Regions from separate parts of the Homo sapiens genome. Here region 1 is linked to region 2. The links are chromatin contacts, found by Hi-C or POLR2A ChIA-PET in ENCODE. All regions are on one chromosome and are shown on one strand. The core of a region is the stretch at or near the end of the contact, and the rest is flanking DNA. Distances in the headings are between cores, read along the strand shown. Region 1 holds the start of KHDC1 (KH domain containing 1). Region 2 overlaps MTO1 (mitochondrial tRNA translation optimization 1).

Region 1 (3,036 bases), core at 16-2,515, 210 kb after region 2:
GCAACCTGCCTCCTTGTTCCTGTACTGGCTTGAGACTCCTAGGCTGTGTCTGAACTAGCTGATAGGCCAGAAGCTTTAGGATGAAAAGAATACTGGAGGAGTCCTCAAAGTTAGAACTTTTATTGGTGTCTGTGTCCCCTCACTCATCTTAGCTATCTTGACCCTTCCCTACTTACCTTAATGATTTCGTGATTTCAATGAAAAAGACGCAACCTAGATAAGATTGCAAGGTCCCATACCTTCCTGGGGGCAGAGTTGACCTCAGACAGGGTCTTGCTTTGTTGCCCAGGCTGGAATGCAGTGGCGTGATCTCAGCTCACAGCAGCCTCAAACTCTCGGGCTCAAGCAATCCTCCCACCTCAGCTTCCCATATAGCTTGGGCTACAGGCGTGCACCACCATGCCCAGCTGATTTTTAAATTTTTTGTAGAGACAAGTTCTCCCTCTGTTGCCCCAGCTGGTTTCGAACTCCTGGGCTCAAGCGATCCTTGCTCTTTGGCCTCCCAAAGTGTTGGGATTACAGGTGTGAGCCACTGTGCCCAGCCCGACCTTTTGTTAATACTCCCATCTAATTGTCCAAACGGACTTGAACAAAAGAATCTTCTTCCCAATACTGCCAGGGAGGGCAAAATTCTTCAAATTCATGTTTGAGGCCATAAACGAACAGGAGTAAAATGGAATCCGCAGGAAGCAATGACAAGAAACCCAAAAACATTCATTTCCCTCCAGCCCAAGTGGCAGATGGGATCTCAAATACACCACGGTGTGATGCGTGACAGGAGGCATCCACTGGGGATGTGGAGCATTTTAAGTGCCCTGCAGAGGGTGGGCCTGGGTCACCCCCCCCCCCACCGCGACACCCCTCCCCAGGCAACATTCCTGGGGAGTCTGGACCTCCCTTGGTGGACCGACACCCGAGGGTCTCTAGGGTTTTTCACCCCATATCGGGGTGAACTGAAGGCATGGGAAGAGGCAGCCCCACAGCCTGGGTCCCCAAAACCCCCTCCGGGCTGAGAGCAAGAGATGCCGCCTGGAGGCCACTCACCAAGCAGCTCCGCTGGCTCAGCAATGGGGGTCGTCCGGGTCTGGGTCATTGCCACTGGCTCGTCCCTCCTCCCACCCTTGCTTCCTGGACTCAAGAGCTGCTGGGCTCTCTGCGCGCCGGCAGTGGGCTCCGCAGGCTGTCTCCTACACAGAGCAGGCGGGAGGAGGGCTCTGGGTTGCTTCCCGCGCCGCAGCCGCGCGCTTCCGGCGGGGTCGCCGCCACTTCCGCTCGAGCGCGCCTCGCGCGGCCGCGGCGCGAGCCGGGACCCCTGGAAGGGTCGGGTGCGCGGCCCAGGAGGTACCGCTGTCTCCTCACAATCGGCCAGGCCTGCAGCCGCTGCCGCCGCTGCCGCCGCCGCCGCCGCCGCCGCCGCCGCCCTACTCAGGGAGTGGCCCAGGCCTGCGGCGCGCCACCCTCACCTCCTTCATTCCTACCGTCAAAGCCCAGCCTTGGCTACCTGACCCCCCTGTGGTCTCGAACTCGGTTAGTCCGGTGAAGGGACAGAGAAGCCTGGGTTCCCGGCGGCATCACTGAGATGCTCAGTCCTGAATTCTGCCCTCCATTAGGATTATCTGCTTTGTGGGATAATTTCCTCATTGGTTGAGTCAGTGAGTTGCGTGTCTGCAAGAGAGCATCCTATCTGGTGGGTCTTCATCTAGATCTTGCACATTTCTTACTAAGTTCATCCTAAGAATATCTTACAGATAAGGAAAGTGAGCTGCAAAGAAGTGTAAAAACAGGGGAAACAGGAGATAGCAGTATAAAGAGAAAAATTAAAACAGATCGTGTGACTTTCCTCTATTGTTAATTGATTTGGGGACATTTTAAACTTATAGAAAGAAAAGAAACACGGGTTTTGTTGACACATCTCAAAACAAAATGGGTGTAACACCTTTAAAATGTAAACTATTGTGCTGGATATGTTTGTATTATTTTGAAGTCATTTAAAGTAATCGCATGAGGTGTTGCCTGCTGTTGGACCAGTAGTTTCTTTTTAGTATTCAAGCAAAGGCATAGTGAGGAAATAGTAAGAAAAAAAGAAGGAATGCTGTAACAGGAAACAAGGGAAAGGAGGAGCAGAGGAAAAGGGCAGGAAAGGTTTAACATTTACGTAGCACTTGCTATGCACCAGACACTTTTAAGCTCTTTAAATGTATTAACTCCTCTAGTTCTCACCACAGCCCTATGAAATGGGTATACTATTATCACCTCTGGTTTACAAAGAAGGCAAGTGAGGTCAAGAGAGGTTAAGCAACTGGCCCAAGGTTACACCGTAAGTGGCAAAACCTTTGCTTGAGCACATCAATTTGGCCCTAGAGTCTATGCTTTTTTTTTTTTGAGAAGGGCCTCTTTCCTGCTGCCTAGGCTGGAGGGCTGTGGCACCATCATGGCTCACTGCAGCTCCAACCTGCCGGGCTCAATGAATTCTCTCACCTCAGCCTCCTGAGTAGCTGAGACCGCAGGCACATACCACCTTGCCCAGCTAGGCTTTTTTTTTTTTTTTTGAGATGGAGTCTTGCTCTGTCACCCAGGCTGGAGTGCAGTGGTGCGATCTTGGCTCACTGCAACCTCTATCTCCCGGGTTCAAGTGATTCTCCTGCCTCAGCCTCCCGAGTAGCTGGGATTACAGGTGCCTGCCACCATGCCCAGCTAATTTTTGTATTTTTAGCAGAGACGGGGTTTCACCACCTTGGCCAGGCTGGTTTCAAACTCCTGACCTCATGATCCACCCGCCTTGGCCTCCCAAAGTGCTGGGATTACAGGCGTGAGCCACCACTCCCAGCCTATTTTTTTTTTTGGTATTTTTTTTATAGTGACAGGGTTTCACCATATTGCCCAGGCGGGTCTCAAATTCCTGGGCTCAAGGGGTCCGCCCGCCTCGACCTCCCAAAGTGTTGGGATTACAGGTGTGAGCCACTGTGCCTGGTCCTAGAGTCTATGCTTATTTTTTTAAAAAAAATTTTATTTATTTATTTATTTTTTGAGACAGAG
Region 2 (2,859 bases), core at 228-2,727:
AACTTCTCCAGTGTCTGAGCCAATCCTATAGAAGGCTGATCCCCTAAACGTCCTGCTGGATGCGTCTCCAATCCAATTACAATCATGCCTCTCAGAAATGTCCCAGTAGTCAGAATCACACTCTCTGCATATACTGTGCTTCCATCCACTAAATAACAAGAAAAAAGAATAAAGTCATTATCTATGTATCTATGTATTTATGTATCTATGTATCTATCTATCTATCTATCTATCTGAGATGAAGTCTCACTCTATCGCCAGGCTGGAGGGCAGTGGTGCAATGTCCGCTCACTGCAACCTCCGCCTCCCGGGTTCAAGCAATTCTCCTGCCTCAGCCTCCCGAGTAGCTGAGATTACAGGCATGCGCCACCACGCTCAGCTAGTTTTATATTTTTAGTAGAGATGGGGTTTCTCCATGTTGGTCAGGCTGGTCTCGAATTCCCGACCTCAGGTGATCCACCCACCTCTGCCTCCCAAAGCGCTGGGATTACTTACAGGCGTGAGCCACCGCGCCCGGCCTAAAGTCATTTTTTAAATTGTTACCATGGATCAAAATGGAATGTGACTATTTTACATTACAACTACAGAAAAACTATCAGTCTTTAAAAACTTGAGAATCTTTTTTAATATTTTTGTTTTTTCAAGACTTATCGACATATAACAGACATATAAAAAACTGTATATATTTAGAGTATGCAACATGGTGTTTTGATACAAGTATACCTTCTGTGATGATACCCATAATCAAGCTAATTAATATAACCATCACCTCACATAGTTACACGTTTTGTGTGGTGAGAACACTTATGATCTACTCCCTTAGCAAATTTCAAGTATATCATACATTATTATTAACTGCAGTTACCATACTGCTCACTAGATTGCTAGAACTTATTCAACTTACAGCTGAAAATGTATAACCTTTGAGCAGTATCTTCCCATTTCCCCTACCCCAGACAAAGAATTTTAAATGAGTAAGAAGGCTAATATGTTATCAATCTCAATCTAAGCAATCTAGGAGAGAGAATACAATGTGTTATCACCAATTCACATGTACCTAAAATCATATCAGCACTAAAAAGTTAGTCTCAATTAATTTAAAAAATTAATTAATTTTAGACTTCAGGATAAATATGGCATACAACCTCTCATTTCTTCTCCCTTCTAAAACTCAAAGAAAATTAAATAGGGGAATAAAAAAGGTATAAAACCAAAAGGACAAGTAATGAAAAAGAACCAGTCAGAAGATGAGAAATTTCAATGTATTTTTGAAAGATAGAAAGTGTTTGGAAGAATGGTAACTCATCTAGCAGAGGGGAGATAGCTATAACTTAAGTATTAATATCTGAAGAGAAGATATATCAATGAGAATGAACTAATTTGCCCTGCAAAGGCTCAGAAATTAGAGAACTGAGAATAAGAACTGAGGAGGAATGTAGAAATGAAACTTGGAACAGAAAATGAAAGAAACAGCTGAAATTTACACATTAAGGTTTTGTCCTCAGATAGCTCTACCTTACAGTAAAATGGAGGTTTATTCTTCAGGTAATGGGGACTTTTTGTTTAATGGGTACAGAATTTTAATTTGGGATGATGAAAAAGTTCAAGAGACCGTTGGTGGTGATGGGTGCACAACACTGTCAATGTACTTAATAGCACTGAATTGTACACTTAAAAATGGTTAAAATGGTACATTTTATGGTTTGTATATTTTACCACAAAAAAATTGTTATTGTTGGGCCTATAAAATATGGACAGGATCACAAAATAGCATTTAAAGATATTAAATTAAATCGGCCAGGCTCAGTGGCTCATGACTATAATATGAACACTTTGAGAGACTGGGGCAGGAAGATCACTGGAGCCCTGGGGTTCAAGACCAGTCCTGGCAACATAGTGAGACCCCCATCTCTACAAAAAAAAATAATAAATTAGCCAGGGGTGGTGACACATGCCTGTGGTCCCAGCTACACAGGAGGCTGAGGCAGGAAGATCACTTGGGTCCAGGTGGTCGAGGCTACAGCGAGCTGTGATCATGCCACTGCACTCCAGCCTAAGAAAGAGGGAGAGAACTTGTCTCAAAAATAAAAAAATAAACAATTTAAGGGTATAAACATAAATACTAATAAAAACAATATAACCATTAAATCTGGAAAATAAAGAAAGTCGGGGGAGAAAAGGAAATGAAAGTAAAACTAATTTAGTAATTGTTACTTGAGGGAAGTCAGTGAGCATATTATATTATATATAAAATCATAGCTTTTAAGGTAACCATCGGAACAAACCCACAAACTTAAAAAAAAAAAGCATGGCCTCCAAAAGCAAAGCAAACACAGATTAAGTTTTTTTTTTAAAAAAAGGTACAGAGGAACAGTGTGTATAATATGCTACGATTTTGTGAAAACAACAAAAAATACATATACATATGCATGAAGACATGTACATATGCCTAGGTAGAAAGACCACACAACAGATTAACAAAGCAAATGCTCCTGAGAAAGAAAACTGGCTGGTTGAGGGGACAAAGTGAAGGAGACAGACTATCTTTTTTTTTTCTATTGAGACAGACTCTTGCTCTCTCACCCAGGCTGGAGTGCAGTAGCAAGATCTCAGCTCACTGCAACCTCCATCTCCCAGGTTCAAGTGATTCTCCTGCCTTAGCCTCCTGAGTAGCTGGGACTACAGGCGTGAGCCATCATGCCTGGCTAATTTTTGTATTTTTAGTAGAGACGAGTTTCGCCATGTTGGCCAGACTGGTCTCAAACTCCCGACCTCAGGTGATCCACCTGCCTCGGCCTTCCAAAGTGCTGGGATTATAGGTGTGAGCCATAATCACATAATGCCCATAATGCCCAGCTA

The links. A loop is a pair of places that touch in the nucleus more often than their neighbours do. ChIA-PET counts read pairs that join two places held with the same protein, here RNA polymerase II (POLR2A). Pooled maps may share reads with other maps.
Region 1: a loop to region 2 is called in a pooled map, with 3 times the contacts of the local background. The contact joins the promoter of KHDC1 here to the enhancer-like site in region 2. A Hi-C loop is called at or near these places in 1 of 168 maps with a recorded cell type or tissue (naive thymus-derived CD4-positive, alpha-beta T cell) and 7 of 50 pooled maps. POLR2A ChIA-PET finds 5 or more read pairs at or near these places in 3 of 52 experiments (CD8-positive, alpha-beta memory T cell, WTC11 and activated naive CD4-positive, alpha-beta T cell).

The regions. Positions count from the first base shown.
Region 1 is chr6:73,261,425-73,264,460 of GRCh38, reverse strand. It overlaps KHDC1 (KH domain containing 1), which reads left to right and starts at 1,265. Exons shown (of 4, transcript NM_030568.5): 1 at 1,265-1,687. The region is part of intron 2 of LOC122539213 (KHDC1-KHDC1L); the gene reads left to right. It also overlaps the pseudogene KHDC1-AS1. RefSeq lists a silencer at 1,152-1,421.
Region 2 is chr6:73,470,654-73,473,512 of GRCh38, reverse strand. It overlaps MTO1 (mitochondrial tRNA translation optimization 1), which reads right to left. Exons shown (of 12, transcript NM_012123.4): 4 at 1-148. Among named protein-coding and RNA genes, the nearest start is that of MTO1, 10 kb to the right of the region's middle. RefSeq lists an enhancer at 1,282-1,351. Within about 2 kb of position 1,477, at least 3 of the 41 ENCODE cell types and tissues checked have a DNase peak (open chromatin) inside an H3K27ac peak, as active enhancers do.